Linked DNA regions of Homo sapiens: region 2 is linked to region 1. A link is a loop called in an ENCODE intact Hi-C map of the cell type or tissue named here. Cell type or tissue: heart right ventricle. All regions are shown on one strand. Links, peaks and the distances in the headings refer to the core of each region. The heading gives the core; the rest is flanking DNA. Region 1 has its middle 77 kb from the start of CPMER. Region 2 overlaps CPMER (cytoplasmic mesoderm regulator).

What was found. Peaks named below come from ENCODE experiments on the same cell type or tissue, not always from the same donor. Only the 100,000 strongest peaks of a DNase experiment are listed, where the experiment ranks them.
Region 2: it touches region 1 in a loop (5-fold over the local background); 13 of 110 quality-filtered maps call a loop at or near these places.

What each region holds. Positions count from the first base shown.
Region 1 is chr22:27,633,652-27,641,981 of GRCh38, reverse strand. No RefSeq gene overlaps it. Among named protein-coding and RNA genes, the nearest start is that of CPMER, 77 kb to the left of the region's middle. RefSeq lists enhancers at 2,247-3,050, 3,051-3,855, 4,068-4,568, 7,489-8,082. In heart right ventricle, for the core only: no CTCF peak of the experiment used is centred there; DNase peaks (open chromatin) are centred at 2,282 and 4,681; H3K27ac peaks cover 1,406 bases.
Region 2 is chr22:27,683,015-27,691,344 of GRCh38, reverse strand. CPMER (cytoplasmic mesoderm regulator) reads left to right here. Exons shown (of 5, transcript NR_186699.1): 4 at 1,460-1,625. Among named protein-coding and RNA genes, the nearest start is that of CPMER, 28 kb to the left of the region's middle. In heart right ventricle, for the core only: no CTCF peak of the experiment used is centred there; DNase peaks (open chromatin) are centred at 4,624 and 5,654; H3K27ac peaks cover 3,268 bases.

The DNA.
Region 1 (8,330 bases), core at 331-8,330:
GCTTGAGGTCACACAGCGAGTTAGAAGTAGGGCTTGGTCTGGACCCAGGGGTGTTTTGACTCCCCAAGGTAAGAGGTGGGAAGAGAACTGGTGCTTAATAATTTTGAACACCTACTTGACACCTGCCATCTTATTGAATCAGGTCCTTCACTTCCCAGCTCCGGGTCCTCAGGCAGGTCAATTTCCTCTCTCAGCCCCGGTTTCTTCATCTATGCAACACACTTATTTACCAAGGACCTTTTCTATTCAAGACCATGACGAGACATAAATTAGACATGGTCTCTAGCCTCAAGGAGCCCACCAATAGAGGGAGTCTGTAGATGACTTGGCACCCGTGGTAAGTGCTGGGGTGCATGGGTGGAGATGGCTGTGGGGCCTCACAGGGGACAGGAGGGGCCCACGGAGGGCACAGTGTCTGCTGATTTTATCCAGGGAGGTGGCTTTGAAGAGCTGCAGATGATCTCCTGGCTGTGAGGAGCCACTGGAGGAGCTGAGGCAGAGGCAGGGGGTAGCCAGGAGTCTACTGGAAAGGTCCAGGCAAGAGGTGATGAGGGCTAGGTCAAGCGGCAGTCCCTGAACCTTCACACAGTCTGGACTTTGAACCAGTGGGCCTCAGACTCTTGGTGTAGCTGCTTTTTGGTGGTTCCTTAAAAAGCTAAACATAGATTTGCCGTATGACCCAGCAATACCACTCCTGGGAATATGCCCAAAGGAATTGTAAACAGATACTTGAACAGATACTTGTACACCCGTGCTTGTAGCAGCATTATTCATAGTAGGCAAGCTGTGGAAACAGCCTAGGTGTCTATCTACGGATAAATGGATAAACAAAATGTGGCATATCCATACAATGGAATCTTGTTCAGCCATATAAAGGAATGAAGTTCTGATACATGCTACAACATGAATGTACCTTGAAAACATTATGCTAAGTGAAAGAAGCCAGACACAGAAGGACAAATATTGCGTGATTCCACTCATGTGAAATATCTACAATAGGCAAATTCACAGAGACAGAAAGTGGTTAATAGGGGGCAGGGGGAGGGGGAAATAGGAGAGTTACTGCTTAATAGGTACAGAGTTTCTTTTTGGGGTGATCAAAAAGTTTTAGAAATAGACAGTTGTGGCTGGGCATGGTGGCTCATGCCTGTAATCCCAGTACTTTGGGAGGCAGAGGTGGGTGGATCACATGAGCCCAGGAGTTCGAGACCAGCCTGGGCAACATGGCAAAACCCTGTCTCTAAAAAAAATACAAAAATTATCTGGGCATGGTGGTGTGTGCCTGTAATCCCAGCTGCTTGGGAAGCTGAGGTGGGAATATCCCTGAGAGTGGGAGGCAGAGGTTGCAGTGAGCTGAGATCACGCCACTGCACTCCAGCCTGGGTGAGAGAGCGAGACCCTGTGTCAAAAAAAAAAAAAAAAAAAAAAGAGAGAGAGATGGGGTGATGGTTGTGTGACATTATGAATGTACTTAATGCCACTGAATTGTTCATTGTATAACTCATTGACATTGATTTAATACATTGCATTGAAATGGGTGAGTTGTATGCTATGAGTTTAGCTATCTCAATGAAGCTAAATTCAAAAACCAGGGCCGGGCGTTGTGACTCAAGCCTGTAGTCCCAGCACTTTGGGAGGCCAAAGCAGGAGAATCGCTTGAGCTCATGAGTTCGAGACCAGCCTGGGCAACATGGCGAAACCCCATCTCTACAAAAAATACAAAAATTAGCCAGGTGTGATGGCACACACCTGTAGTCCCAGCTACTTGGGAGGCTGAGGCAGGAGGGTTGCTTGAACCTGGGAGGTGGAGGTTGCAGTGAGCCCAGTGAGCCTGGGCGATAGAGCCCGACCTTGTCTCAAAAGAAAACAAAAACAAAAACAAAACAAAACAAAAAACCAAATGAGTGGAGTTCGTGGGTTGGAGTCCTGAGGCCCTCAGTAAAATGGGAAGAAGGGAAAGTCATCTTAGGGGAGATGAAGGCCACGGTGTGTCTGATTTTGCAAATCATGACTGGCTGCCCATGTCCCTTTGCTGTGGACATTTTCCGTTTTGGGAGATTCGAGCCCCACTCCTAGGCTGACTTGCTGTGTGCCCTTTGCTGAGTTGCACAACCTCTCTGAGTCTCAGTTGTCTCATCTATGTATCAATCTATTTGCTTCAGGCTAACCATTTGCTGGGCACAGGGTCAGACATTTGCTCTGAATCTTTCTTTCAGTCCTCACCCTATTTGAAAGGAGAACACAAGGGCCCAGGGAGGGTGGGAGCCTTGCCAGGAGCTCCTAGAGAGTGTGGCTGAGACAACCTGAGAGCTTGGCCTGGGGCTGGCCCAGGGTTTGCCTCAGTCCTCATCTCCCACTGGCCCTGAGAACTCCTTACCCAGCCCCGCTCCCCTCCCCTTTGCATCCGTTTGGAGTTGGTCACGGATTTTGTTCCTTCTGCAAATGATCTCCATGTGTCACGGATTGGGTTTCCCCTCGTCTGGCCCTGTCCCTCTTGGGACCCCAGGCCCCCCACGGGCTGATGCAGCTGGACGGGGCCTCCCCAGCAGCTCCGTGGCTCATTCTGACCCTGAGATGGGGCCCAGGCAGGATGGGGCCTGGGCATCTGGTTTAACCATCAGAGCAGGGGCTTGTTTCGGTTTTAATGACGCATGGAGACCTCGGGAGAGGGAGAGGGAGCCGACTGGCAAACGGGGTGCAGAGAGGCAGCAGGGCCGATGGGACAGCGGAACTGAACAAACAAATACCGGAGCGTTAATGGGGGACTCTGCGGCCGAGAAGTCGCACTCACACTCATGCACGTGTGTAAGCACACACACGCACACATGCTGATGGAAAAGCCACCTTGCACACACCTACTTGCAGACGTTCCCGCCTCCTTCGCTCTAGCCGTCTAAATGTCATGCTGGTCTCCGCACATTCTCAGTGCCGTCCAGCCCCTCGGCCTTTGCCTAGGCCGGCTCCCCCACCTGGAATGCCATCCCTGCAAATGCCAGTCCTGCGGTTTGCGATGCCCGTGCTTCAGGGAACCCTTCCCTCATCCCACCTCCCCACCACCAGAGGCGGGGCCCCTCCTCCTCAGGCCTGTGGGTGGGGGAGAAGCCGCAGACAAGCTTCTGCTCAGCTGCATGGGTGCCCTGTGATCTTGGGCAAGTCCCTTCCCCACCCCAGAGCCTGAGTTCCCAGTGCTCCATCTGGAAAAGGCAACTCCACACCTCCTGCCTTCCTGGGTTCTCGCAACCGCCTTACTGTGATTGTCCCCATTTTGAGGCTGAGAAAAGAGAGGTTCAGAGAGGTTTAGTAAGTAGTCCAAGGTCACCCAGCTGGTTAGTAGGAGACTGGCTGAAACCCCAGTACCTATGCCTTCCCCTACTTCTGTTGCTGAGAACGGTCAGATCAGCCCAGGAGTCAGACAGACCTGTGCCGACTGCCCCTTGGGCAGAGTCAACTGGGCCCTCATTGTTTCTCGGCTCCCCCTTCATTGTTATTCTGACAGGGGCATGTGATTCACAAGAGCTCATTTGCTCCCAGCCCAGCCAGGGGTCCCTGAGCATCTGCCAACCCCTCTCTGGGCCTCAGCCTCCTCATCTGCAGGTGGAGAAGCGTATTCCTGCTCTCTTGACCCTACCTGCCATGCTAGGTGGTACTTGGGGTGGGAATAGATGCTTCCAGTTCTCAGCAGAGGAAACTGAGGCTCAGGAAGGCCAGGGCGGGGCTGGGATTCAAACCCATGCTTTGGACTTCGTGCCTGGCTTTGTCCATTGACCCCAGACTGCCTTCTGCCTCTAACTGGCAGGTGCAAACCAAGCCTGGGGGGTGCCATCCACCTTGTTAACCCCTTTACTAATCCGGGCTTTGGAGGGTTTATCAGAATAAGCATGAGGGCTGGGAGGGTTTGGGAAGGTGGTCTGGGGAGGGAAAGACTCACTGGGGACTTGGGGCTCCGTGGATCTTTCTGCCCAACTCCCAAGTTCATTTCATCTGTCAAATGGGCATACTATTACTGCCTGCTTTGTAGGTGTTGGTGAGGATGAAGAGGAGTTAGTGGTAAAATATGCCCAGTGCTGAGAATGGTGCCTGGCCTATCCACGCTTCATGTAAGCATTGGCTGGTTACCAGCATCGAGTGTTAGCATTATTTATTAATCATTGGCTTGGAATGACATCTGTTAGGCACCGGGGCTGTCTTTTTAGCAAAGACCTAGTTCACTGTTACAAGGACTTGGGGTTGACTCAGGGTATGGCAATGGCCTTGGCCTCTCCAAGCCTCAGTTTCTGCATCTGTGAAATGGAGATGATACCCCCAGCCTCCCTCACCCATCTTTTGCAAACATAGTCTCTAGCTGTTCCAAGCTGCCAGATGCCAGATCTGCTCAGAGGCCCACACAGGTCTCTCAGCTCATCTCTGACAGCGAGTCTCCACCCCAGGGCTCAGGGAGGCCCAGGAGGCCAGCTTCTCCAGGGTGGGTGGTGGGTACTATTAGACTTCAGTGCCTGGTTTCTCTAACTGCGGGGCTGGCTATGGCCAGGCTGATCCTCCATCTAGACTGAAAATACCCGTGCAAATCCCTCCTGTAAAATCCTCGGCCCCCTCCTGTGGGGCCTCCTGGGGACATGCCAGAGGCTAAAATAAGACCTGAAGTCAGCAGAGGCCTGTCCCCGGCTGCCACCTGATTCTACCAGTCCCTCAGGGACTTGGTGCTCCTGGCACAGACGGATTCTGAAATGACCGTCAGCAGGCAAGTGCCAGGCTGAGCCATCTCCAGTCCCTGAGGAGTTTTAGGATGCAGATTCCCTGGACTGACTCCATGAGGTAGAGTCAGTGGCTCGCAGTCGGGCCCAGGGAAACTGTGTTTTATAAAACTCTCAGGAGGTTGTGCTGACAGCTAGTGTTGGATGTCCATGTTCCACCGCCATTGATACTGACTTCTGTTTGCTTATTCATGCCTTTGTCTCCTTTTCAGTGGTGCTGGGAGCCTCTAAGGGCAGGGCTGGGTTTTCTGTCTGTCTGAGCAAATGCTGGGTGAAATGATGAATGAATGAATGAATGAATGAATGAATGAATGGACAAATGAATGAGTGGATAAGCAGCTCCCTGGAGAATTTTGGACCTTCCCTGCCACTGATGGGGGTGAGAGCTTTGGGGCTGATATTCCCCTGGATACCTGAGCTCAGTTTAGAGGTAGGAGGAGGCATTTTTTTCAGATTGCTTGGAGCCCTCTCCTCCAGGGAGCCGTCCCTGATGCCTTCCCCATCTGCTGTGCCCCACATCCCCTACTTTCCCACCCATCTCATGCCCTTCCCTTGTTTGTTTCCCTCTGCCCAGGACCCACCTTATGCCTGACTCAGGATGCTGTCAGTAACTGTTGAATGACCATGCAGATGAATGAATGAAGTATCTGTAAGACCAAATCTCTCCTTGGCTTTGCCTTCCAATAAAGGGAAGTCTTGGAAGAAGATGCCCCTCTCTTGCCACACTCTGCCTCCCCAACCGTTGTCTTTACTCCAGTCCTGCCACATTTTTCAAGTTCTCTCCATTTTCTCCAGCCACCAAGCCTTTGCACCTGCTGTTCCTTGTGCCTGAAACTCCCTCTGCCTTTGCTAATTCCTTCTTCTCCACATCTTTGCTTCAATGTTTTGGCTGTGAGTTGCCCTGATTGCTCCCCCAAAGCCCCATGTTCTCGCCAAAGCTGCCACCTTCCTTCCTACTTAAAGTGTGAGCTCTTTGATGCAGAGGCTGTATCGACTTCATTTCTGCTTCTCCAGCACCCAAGCCGGGAATGTTTGTTGAATTAATGCATAACCTTGTTAAAAAGCCTCAGCTGTGCTTTCTAAAAATATTGGTTCTAAATCCCAGCATGGCTGGGGGACCCAGGCTGAGGATCCCAGAGACGGGTGAGGCGTGGAGGGTACAGATGTGTCTCTAGGACAGGGCCTTTGACAGGTCCTGCCAGGCCTGGAAATGCTGTTCCATCGCCCAGGACCAGAGACCACTTTTCCACTGAGCAGTGGCTCTCTGGCCTGAGGCTGCACTGACATTCCCATCGCCAAGCTGTCCATCTCTCCCAGAGTTCACAGTGGAACTGAACTGGCTGGAAGTCAGGTAGTGAGGGGTGGAGAAGCAGAGGATGAGCCTGCTGTATGAAGCTCCAAAGGGAGGCTGAAGAGAGAGAGTTCTGGGCTGGGCCCCCACCTGCCCTTGAAACCTGGAGGAGCAGCACCCAGGAAAAGCTCTTGGTAACTTCTCAGGCCCATGTGAATGTCAGGGTTTATGATTATCATCAGGTGACAAGTTCTCATGGTCTGATCCATCTTTCTGAGTGATGGTGATGATGGTAGTATCTCCATTGATTGACAGCTCATGATTGCCTGGTCTAGGGCTGAATGCCGGGGAGGTGGAGAAAAATAATAACACACCGACCACACAGATTGAGTATCTTGAATGTGCTGGGCACTCTTTTGATTGCACTTTCTATATGACCTCATTTAAACCTCTTGAGAACCCAGTTTACCAATGAGGCAACTGAGACCAAGAGAGGCTAAGAGAGTCTCTTAAGGTCACAGAGCTGGGAACAGACAGAGGCAGGATTTGTCTCAGGGCCTCTGTGCCTCTGACCACGATAATATGTGGTGTCTGGGTTGGTCATAGCCCCTGCATTGAGGGGGCCAGGCACTCCCACACTAAACTCTCAAGCTCCTGCAGCTCTTTCGTTCCAACAGGTGCACGCATGCCTTCGTGTCTTCTCTCACACTTATTCAATCAACAAACATTTGTTGAGTACCTACTATGAGCCAGGACTGTTCTCGGCATTGGGCTATGGAAAAAAGTACCCCATGCAGAGGAGATGACTTTTGAGCTTAAGTTATACTCTGGTACGTGCCCGAAGGCAAAGACCAGGTAAATGCACTCACCGTATGTGTGTGTGTGTGTGTGTGTGTGTGTACTCGTGCAAAATCAGGGAAGCCTTCCTGGAGGAAGAGAAGTTGAAATCGGGACCTGAAGGAGGAATGGGAGAGAGAGGGAGCTGGTGAGGGTGCAGCGGCAGGGGGACAGGAGAAGCTCGCATGGGCCGGATGATTGGGTTCGTCCCACCCCCAGGCCTTTGCTTGGTGTGTTCCTCTGCCTGTGACACTTTTCCCTCTTCTTGATATCACTCCTGCTTCCTTTCCAAGTCTCAGGTGAGACATTGCCTCCTCCAGGAAGCCTTCCTGATGGTCCCTCGGCTGGGTCAGTGGCCTCCTCTAGGTCCCTACAACTCCCTGTGCCACCTGAATTGCTTACTAGGCTGTGAGTTCCCACAGGGCATGGCCGGGTCTGGCTCCCGTCAGTGCAAAGGGGGTGCCCAGTGAGTAACTGAATAAATGAGGGAGTGAGTGAAACTGCTCCCCACTCTGCTGTGCTGAGGGTGAAGCCTGCAGAGCCTGGTGCCTGCCCAAGGGATCCACAGACACAGCTCCCTTCTGCCCCCAAATGGCCCCACCCAGGGAATTCCCTCAGACCCAGCTGATGATCCCATGTGGACCCACATAGGACCGGGCAGGGGAATTGATCCCATCTTTCAGGGCCAGGCTTCATCCAGTGTGCCAACTGCTTTTGATCTGATCTTCTCTTTGGCTGTTTAAAACTTCTGCCAGGATACACACATATGTTCCCACAAAGACACACCCAGACACGGACACACGCACAGGTACACGCACCCGCAGACGTGGACGCACGCACGGGCACACGCACCCGCAGACGTGGACGCACGCACAGGCACATACACAGGTACACACACCCCCACACAGACATGGACACACACGAACACATATTCAGACAAATACACATGACACACACCCAGAGACACATATGTGGACATGCACACAGACATACATGGATGCATATACATGGAAACACACAGACATGCACAGACACACATGAGCACACATAGAATACATACACACACACACAAATACACACATTTATGAGCTCTCGAGCAGGAGGGCCACCATTACGTCTTCCCCAAGGTTGTTGTGAGGATTAAATGAGCCAAAGCGGTGAAAGTCCAGCTTCATGCAGGCTCCGAGTAGGTGTTCAAGGCCATCATGAGTGTGGGACCCCTGCAGTCATGCAGGACCTTGAGCACAGAAGGGTCCACGCTTGGTTTAATGCCCTCCTGTCACCATGTTGAAATCCTTAATATTTGAACAAGAGGCCCTGCATTTTTATTGTGTGAGTCCTGTGAGTTCGGAGTTGGCGTTGTGTGTGTTCCTAGTTTAACTGGCAGCCTGGAAACACCGACAGAGAGTCTACATGAACCCTGACTTCTGTAGGGTTGTTTGAAAGGCAAT
Region 2 (8,330 bases), core at 1-8,000, 50 kb before region 1:
ATACTGAAGAGGTAGAAGCAATGAGATTGTCGATAGATTGGTGCCCAAAGAGGAATTAAAATTGGAACTTCCTTCTGTCGGAGGAAATTGAGTGGCACCAACCTCAATCATGGATTTTAGACAAAGTGGCAGATTACTATACATGAATGCATGCTTGGCAAATGGGAAGGACCCCAGCTCTTTCCTGTGAAGCATCACCAGACTCATTGGCCACAGCCCGTAGTTGGTGTACGGTGAGGTAGGAGGGTGATCTTGGAGGTAGGGGCTGAGGCTTGTAGCCAATTTTTCTCCTTTCCTCTCTCCCTCCTTCCTTCCATTCTTTCTTTTCAGTTCAAATATTTTTTATTTTACACTTGTTCTTAGCCAAAAGGCCGATAAGTGATTCTCTGATTTTAAAACTGAAAGAAGAAAGCATTATAATCTCATTACTCTAAGAAACTTCAAACTGCCTTAGATGTGTATTAAGTAAAAAGCCAGACTTGCTTTACTTCATTCCTGCATTACCACTTTCCAAAGACAACCACTGCTAACAGTTCCTCATGTGACCTTACAGGCATTTTCATGGTGTTTGCTTTCTCATGGGTTTTATAATTTGGGATTGCAAGCTTATCTTATGGCATTATCTGTGGGAATCTTGAATGTCATGGTTGAGGGTGTCTGGTGGAGCATTTGTTTCTGCCTTGCTTGCCATAATATCATCACCCCTGGTCTGGCTTTTACGTTTTTCTCAGTTTGGGCGTTCCCATCTGTGCATGTAGTTCAAATTTAAACACCAAATTCCCATGATCACAGGTCCATAGTTATACAGTCTTAGGGGAGTTTGTTTTTTTCCTGAGCCCAAGCCAAGACAGACAAAATTCCTTGTTGCTGTCCTTTGCTGCCATACAATTTTTCCCTTACTTCATTATTTATTTGAGAATATTGCCTTTTGGGGACCCTGATTTTAGGTAGCAGTCTCAGTTCCAGCACTCCACCTTTGGAGGGCTCCAGGCTTTGCCTCCTGTCCCCATATGGCTGTTAAAACTCTATCCCCTCAATTCCCAGAAGTCTCTTATATGCCTTGCACCTCCAAATCTCCCCCATTTCAAAGAAATGGAACTCTCCTGTCAATCATTCTCCTTGTGTGTTGGGGAAGCAGTGTCATTTAATGGTTAGTGGTGGCTTTCAGACTTCCTGAGTTTGAATCCCAGGCTTACCACTCACTAAAGAAGTGACCCTGGGCACTCATTACTAAATTTTTCTGAGCCTCAGTTTCCTCATCTATAAATTGGGAATGACAATATTTTCTACCTCATAGGAGTCTTACAAGGGCTAAATAAGGCAATGAATTTGACTACCTAAAATAGTGTGTATTAATCCCTCAATAAATGTTGACAATTGTAATAAAACTATGTCCTTATGTTTTTACACAAATGGGTTCACAGGAGGCTCACTGTTCTGCACCACCCTTTTTCTGTAGATTGGCCTGCATCAGCCCAAATGGTTCCATGTTCTTCTTTTTAATGGCTGCATAGTACTCCTTTGCATGGATGCACCACAGTTCATTTAACCAGAGTCCTGTTGGCAGGCATTTCAGATGTTTGCAATTTTTCTGTGAGACCAACACCACTGTGATCAGCATCCTGGTAAGTCCATCTTCATCATTCACTCATTCCATTTTGCCTCCAGATCAAGTCCACGGAGTGAGATTGCTGGATGAAAATGAAGCCTTGTTTAGAGACCATTTCCCTCCATCTTCATTTCTTTAGTCCCTTTCCTGAATGACACCCAGGGGATGTGGTGGCTGGAGGGAAATGCACAGCAAAGGATTCAAAAGTGGTGTGCATGAACATCTCCCCCCATTTTCTGTTTTTTTTTTTTTTTTTTCCTAGAGTGAAAGATACCTTGATTAGACAGTAATTAAGAGTGTTTTGGACAGCACAAGGCACTAATAGCCTCCCAGGTGCTTAATAAGTGTCAAGACTGCCAAGAGAAAAATTTATTTAGCATTATAACAGACTCTATGGATGCCAAATTTGCCTTCAGCCATGGCGCTGTAACACTGGGGAATGGGAACAGGGTCAGAGCTTTAGTGCCCATTGGAAAGGGCAACCAAGGCAGCAATGTGGGTAGGTCAAGAGCACTAGATGGGACCCAGACAAATCTGGGTTCTAAGCCAATCACTGCCACTTACTAGTTCCAGGAGCATGGCCAAGTTATGGACCTTCTCTGAGCTTCATTGTCATCACTTATAGATCAAGGCTTGAAATATCTAACCTATCAGGTTCTGGGAGGCCATGGGTGCAGTCATTAAGAATGTGAACTCTGTTTGGGAGGACAAGGCAGGTGGATCACTTGAGGCCAGGAGTTTGAGATCAGCCTGGCCAACATGGTGAAACCCCATCTCAACTAAAAATATAAAAATTAGCCAGGCATGGTGGCGCACACCCATAGTCCCAGCTATTCGGGAGGCTGAGGCAGGAGAATCACTTGAACTCGGGAGGTAGAGGTTGCAGTGAGCCAAGATCACACCACTGCACTCCAGCCTGGGTGACAGAGTGAGATTCTGTCTCAAAAAAAAAAAAAAAAACAGTAAACTCTGGGTTCTGGTCCAGCCACTTCTACTCATTAGCTGAGGACCCTGGGCAGGATTCCAAATGTTTTTGAGTGTTAGTTTTCTCATCTGTAATGTGGCTATAATAATAATCCTATAAGCCCACCTTATAGAATTGTGGTTAAGACAAGAAAATGTATGCAAAAGACTTAGCCCAGTGCTTGGCCCAAATTAAATGCTCAAAAGATCAGTACCTCACATTGGTGTTAGAAATTTGCTGAGTGTTAAATGAGATAATGCATATACAACTGAAAAAAAGGTATAATGTATATGTGATAGTTAAGGAAGGCAATGCCAGCTGCTGTAACAGATGCAATTGTCACTTCAGTGGTTTAACACAGTATAAGTTTATTTCTCACTAATGTTACAACCCACTGCTGGCATTTCTGGTTGGGCAATCTGCCTCCATGCGGTGACTCAGGCACTCAGGCTCCTTCTATCTTGTGGCTCTACCATTTTCAACACTTACTTTGAACTCTGTTCCATTCAGCAGGCAGGTGGGGAAAGAGAGACCGAGGAGACATACCTGCTTGTTAATCATTTCAGCCCTGAAGTGATGCACATCACTTTTTCTCACAGTCTTTTGGTCAGAGTTAGTCACATGGCCCTACCTAGATGCAAAGGAACCTGGGAAATGTAGTCCATGCATGATCAACTGCTGCCCAAGAAAAACTCTGGAAGGAAAGCAAGAATCCGTGGTGGTCACCTCTACTTAGTCCAGCACCCTCATTTCCAAGGGGTGACCTGGAAATGACTCAAGAGTTGGGTAGTGACCCAAGAGTGGGTTGGAGCTGGGGGTGTGTACAGGGTATGTCTCCTTTCCTTGAGCCAGGGGCGATGTTGGTGCTGGAGGCTGCATCATTCCCTAGACCAAGTTAGTCCAACCTGGTGCCTGCAGGTCGCGTGCAGCCCAGGATGGCTTTGAATGAGGCCCAACACAAATTTGTAAACTTTCTTAAAATATTATGAGTTTTTTTTTGCAAATTTTTTTTTTTAGCTCATCAGCCATCATTAGTGTTAGTGTATTTTATGTGTGGCTCGAGACAATTTTTTTCTTTTAATGTGGCCCAGGGAGCCAAAAAATGGGACGGCCCTGCCCTAGACAGAGGGTAACGACAATGATTCCCGTTGGAGCACTGGACACAGAGCAATGATTCCCGTTGGAGTGCCGGACACAGAGCAATGATTCCCGTTGGAGCACTGGACACAGAGCACTCCGTCCCTGTGATCACATCTAACCCCTAAATAGCCCCAACAGGGCATTTTCATTATTACCATCACTCATGTCATGCACAGGTGAGGAAACTGAGGCACAGCATGGCTCCATGCCTTGCCTAAGTTCTCACAGCAAGGCAGGAGCAGACCCAGGCCTTGAACTCAGATCTCAAGGTGAACACGGTCCTCTTGGAGGCCAGGGTCACACCAGAGGGTCCCACATGCAGGGACGGGGTAAAGGATTCTCCACTTGCCCCAGCAAATTTTCAGACACCAAGGCCTGTGGGACAAGGCCTGGCTGCTGTGAGGCTGAATAAGCAAACCAGTGGAAGAACAAAGAAGAATGGTTCTTTCTGGAACCTCTAGTTTGTTCTTTGAGCACATTAAATATGCCCCTGTAACCTTGCTGACTCTCTTCATTGGCTCTGTAAACCCTCAGTGGCTGTCGCGGGCATTTTTTGTACACACTGTATTTAACACAGAGCCAGATGCACCAAAGGGCTCAGCATATATTTGTTGAATAAAAGAAAGAAAGCCTCAAGGGAAAATTTATCTAAATTACAACGATTTTTCCATTTGTGCGTGCAGTTGTGGACTGTGGAGGTTGACAGAGCTCCTATGAAGTACTAGGCCCAACTTGGAGTCTTCTCATAGCCCTGGGAGGCAGGTCCCACTGATATCTCTGGTTAATAGACAGGGAAACGGAGGCACTCCCCTGTGGCTCTGCATTGGTCGAGCCGGCCTGATTCTTTGTCCCTCCCACTGTCTGCTGCCTGGCACTGCCTCTGAGTCACAAGAGGCTGAAAGTGACCTCTGGGCGTCTATAATTAGGCCCTGCCTGACGTCAGGGCAGACGGATTTTCTGGCTTGGCCAACGTCGGCCTATCGTTCACTGCGTGCCAGGCACTGAGTTAAGTCCATTACATGCATTCCCTGACACTTGCAGCAACCCCACTAGGCCCCCATTCTCCAAGGAGAAAACTGAGGCCCAGGAGGGTCATGCCCTGGCCTGAGGTTACTCAGCTGGGAGGAGGTTGAGGCTGGATTTGAGCATAGACCTCTGCAGCTCCGGTAGCCACCAGGCTCTGTCAGTGATCAGTGGTAGCTGTATATTTCTAGATCAAGGGAAGGTTTCAACTGAGCCAGCAGGACAGAGGTGTGCTGAGGCTTGGTGGGCACTGGCCATTCTCACCTCTGACCACTGGCTTCCTAGCTTACTCTGCTCCTTTTTCCTCTTTCTCTAATTTTTTCCCACCTCCTGGCCTTTGCACATGGCTTTGCCTTTGCCTTTGCCTGAAATGCCCTTCACCCATATCCTCCTGTGTCCAGCTCCTTCTTATCTATCAGGTTTCTGTGTAATTGTCACCTCCTCCAGGAAGTCTTCCCTGACCACACCTGCTTCCAGTCTGTTGAGTTATTTTCTTCTTTGAACTGATCTCCAGGTGAAATGATCTCTACCTGTTTATTGCTTGTTTCTTCAACTAGATGTGAACTACATGAGGGCAGACTGTGTCTCTCTTGTTCCTTATGTCTCCAGCCTCGGGGACTCAGCTTAGCACAAAGTAGTTGTCCTAAAAATAGTCGTTAAGTGAGTGACTAACTGAAGGTGAGGGCTTCCCGGGGCAAGAAGCCACCAGGTTGGATGAACAGGTGAACATCTATGGGGACAGAGCCTCAGGTTGCCTGTATGCCCCAGAGCGGGATCTCCGCCAGATGTAGGGGGTCAAGGAGTAGGATCCCGCCTCTTGGAGAGGGAGTCTGGGCTCTGTGCAACAGGGCACTGAGGACAGCCAGTCCAGGTCTGGGACAGTGTGGCCTCTCTTTTTGACATGGGGACATCAGACACTGGTGGCTCCTGGGTCAGAGCCAGTTCTGGATTGTGGCCTGGGTGTCCTGATAAGCCAACAGCCTTTGTCAGGCCGAGCTCCAGGGACCTGCCTGGTGGAGCAGGAAGGACTTGAAGGTGGGGTTGCCGGAAGGTGAGAGACAGGTGTGACCTGGGGTAGGGAAAGAGGGATGTTTGTCATGACTTGGCCTGGCTGCCTTCTTTCCCAAGGCCTGGCGTCTCCATCACGCAAGCTTGTTGAAGGAATGAATGAAGGTATCATCCTAGACAGACCCCAAACAAACAGGAGATGCTCAATCTGGTTCAGCGTGCTTCCTAAGAGTTAATGCTTCTTATTCTTATAACAACCCACGAGTTGGGTCCTATCATTATCCCCATTTTTACAGAGGAGAAAACTGAGGCACAGAGAAATGAAGAGATTTCCCCAAATTCACACAGCTGGGGCTGGGATTTGAACCTGGCCTTCTGGCTCCACAGCGTGATGCCTTTAACTGTCCACTGTACTGCTTGTTTTGGGCTAAAAGCCAAGACTAAAAGGCAGTGGTGTGTACACTTTTGAAACGGAGCCGAAGCTTTCCATGAGTGAATTCTTATTGCTCAGAAACCCTACGTGCAAAATACAGGCCATGGGAGCCTCCCTGACTGAAGTGGGAATTAGGGTTGCGAGACCGCCACACTCATTCATTCCCACATACCCCATCCCCGTCGTGTACCCTCTTCCCACGGGTTCTGCCTCCTACTTTTCTCAAGAATTTTCACATTCCTAAAAGCAGGAAACAGACAGAGTTGACCTTTCCATTGCTGTTGTTGCTAAACTCTTTCTCGGCCCCTAGAACTCTTATAAAGGATACCAATCTGGGGAAGGGGTTTATGAATGAGAGCCCCCTGCCCAGCATCCTCCCTCTTTGGAGGCCTCTGAAACCCCATTAGGGTCCCATGGGGTAAGGATGCGCTCAGGGATCCTGCAGGATTCGAACTTTCCAGGCATTGTATCTCCCTAAGACAATCTAAGATTTCTAAAGATATTTTTTCTTTTCATGGAGACATAATTTATATACAGTAATATATATATACACAATTTATATACAGCACAAATATTACATGTTACACCCATGAAACCATCACTGAAATCAAGATATGAAGCATTTTCAGAACACTGGCTCTACAGAAAAAGTGTGCTGAGCCCTGTTCTGAGGCAGCCCTATTCTCTAGAACTTTCTATGACAGTGGAGCTGTTCTGGGCCTGCGGTGTCCAATGAGGGAGCCATGAGCCACACACGGCCATGGAGTATTTGAAACTTGGCTCATTTGACTGAGGAATTTTATTTATTAGTATTATTTTTTGAGACAGAGTCTCACTCTGTCACCCAGGCTGGAGTGCAGCGGCGCAATCTCAGCTCACTGCAACCTCCACCTCCCAGGTTCTAAGTGATTCTCCTGCTTCAGCCTTTGGAGTAGCTGGGATTACAGGCATGCACCATCACGCCCGGCTAATTTTGTATTTTTAGTAGAGGTGGGGTTTCACGATGTTGGCCAAGCTGGTCTCGAACTCCTGACTTCAGGTGATCCACCCGCCTCAGCCTCCCAAAGTACTAAGATTACAGGCGTGAGCCACTGTGCCCGGCCTATTTTATTATTTTTATTCTTTTTATTTTTGAGACAGGGTCTTGCTCTGTCATCCAGGCTAGAGTGCAGTGGTACAATCATGGCTCACTGCAGCCTCAATCTCCTGGGCTCAGGCGATCCTCCCACCTCTGCCTCCTGAGGAGCTGAGACTATAGGCACAAATCAGCATGCCTGGCTAATTTTTAAAAATCTTTTTAATTAAAAAAAAAATTTGGCTGGGCATGGTGGCTCACGGCTGTAATCCCAGCACTTTGGGAGGCCAAAGCGGGTGGATCACCTGAGGTCAGGAGTTCGAGATCAGCCTGACCAACATGGAGAAACCTCATCTCTACTAAAAATACAAAATTAGCCAGGTGTGGTGGCACATGCCTGTAATCCCAGCTACCTGGGAGGCTGAGGCAGGAGAATCGTCTGAACCTGGGAGGCAGGGGTTTCAGTGAGCCAAGATTGCGCCATTGCATTCCAGCCTGGGCAACAAGAGCAAAACTCCGTCTCAAAAAAAAAAATTTTTTTTTCTTTTTGTAGAGATGGGGTCTCAATGTGTTGCCCAGGCTGGTCTCGAACTATTGAGCTCAAGCCCTGCTCCCACCTTGGCCTCCCAAAGTGCTGGGATTACCGGCATAAGCCACTGCACCTGGCCAAAGCACTGAATTTTAAATCTTATCGAATGTTAATTCATTTACAATGAAATAACCTCACTGGCCCCAGTTCTAAAGGATTCTAACATAAGGACAAAAGATGCTGACATCCACACATCTTGAGAGAGCCCAGCATTCCAGGAAGTGTCACAAGTGTGTCCCTCAGGTTGGGTCTCCCAGTAGCAGCCCCTTCCTGGGCCCCATCTCAGGCCGGCAGCTTTGGGGTTAATGAAGAAGCAGCCTGGGCCTCCTGGTATTTTCTTCAAAGATGTTGTTCCTATTGATATATTTTTGGATGATGCTTTAGCATTAAAAAAAGAGAGAGAAAGAAAAAAAAATCAATGCTCGGCTGATTGTACCAGGAAGGGCAGTCGATTGGCGAAAAAGTTGCAGCGCGTATTGGGAAATAGAT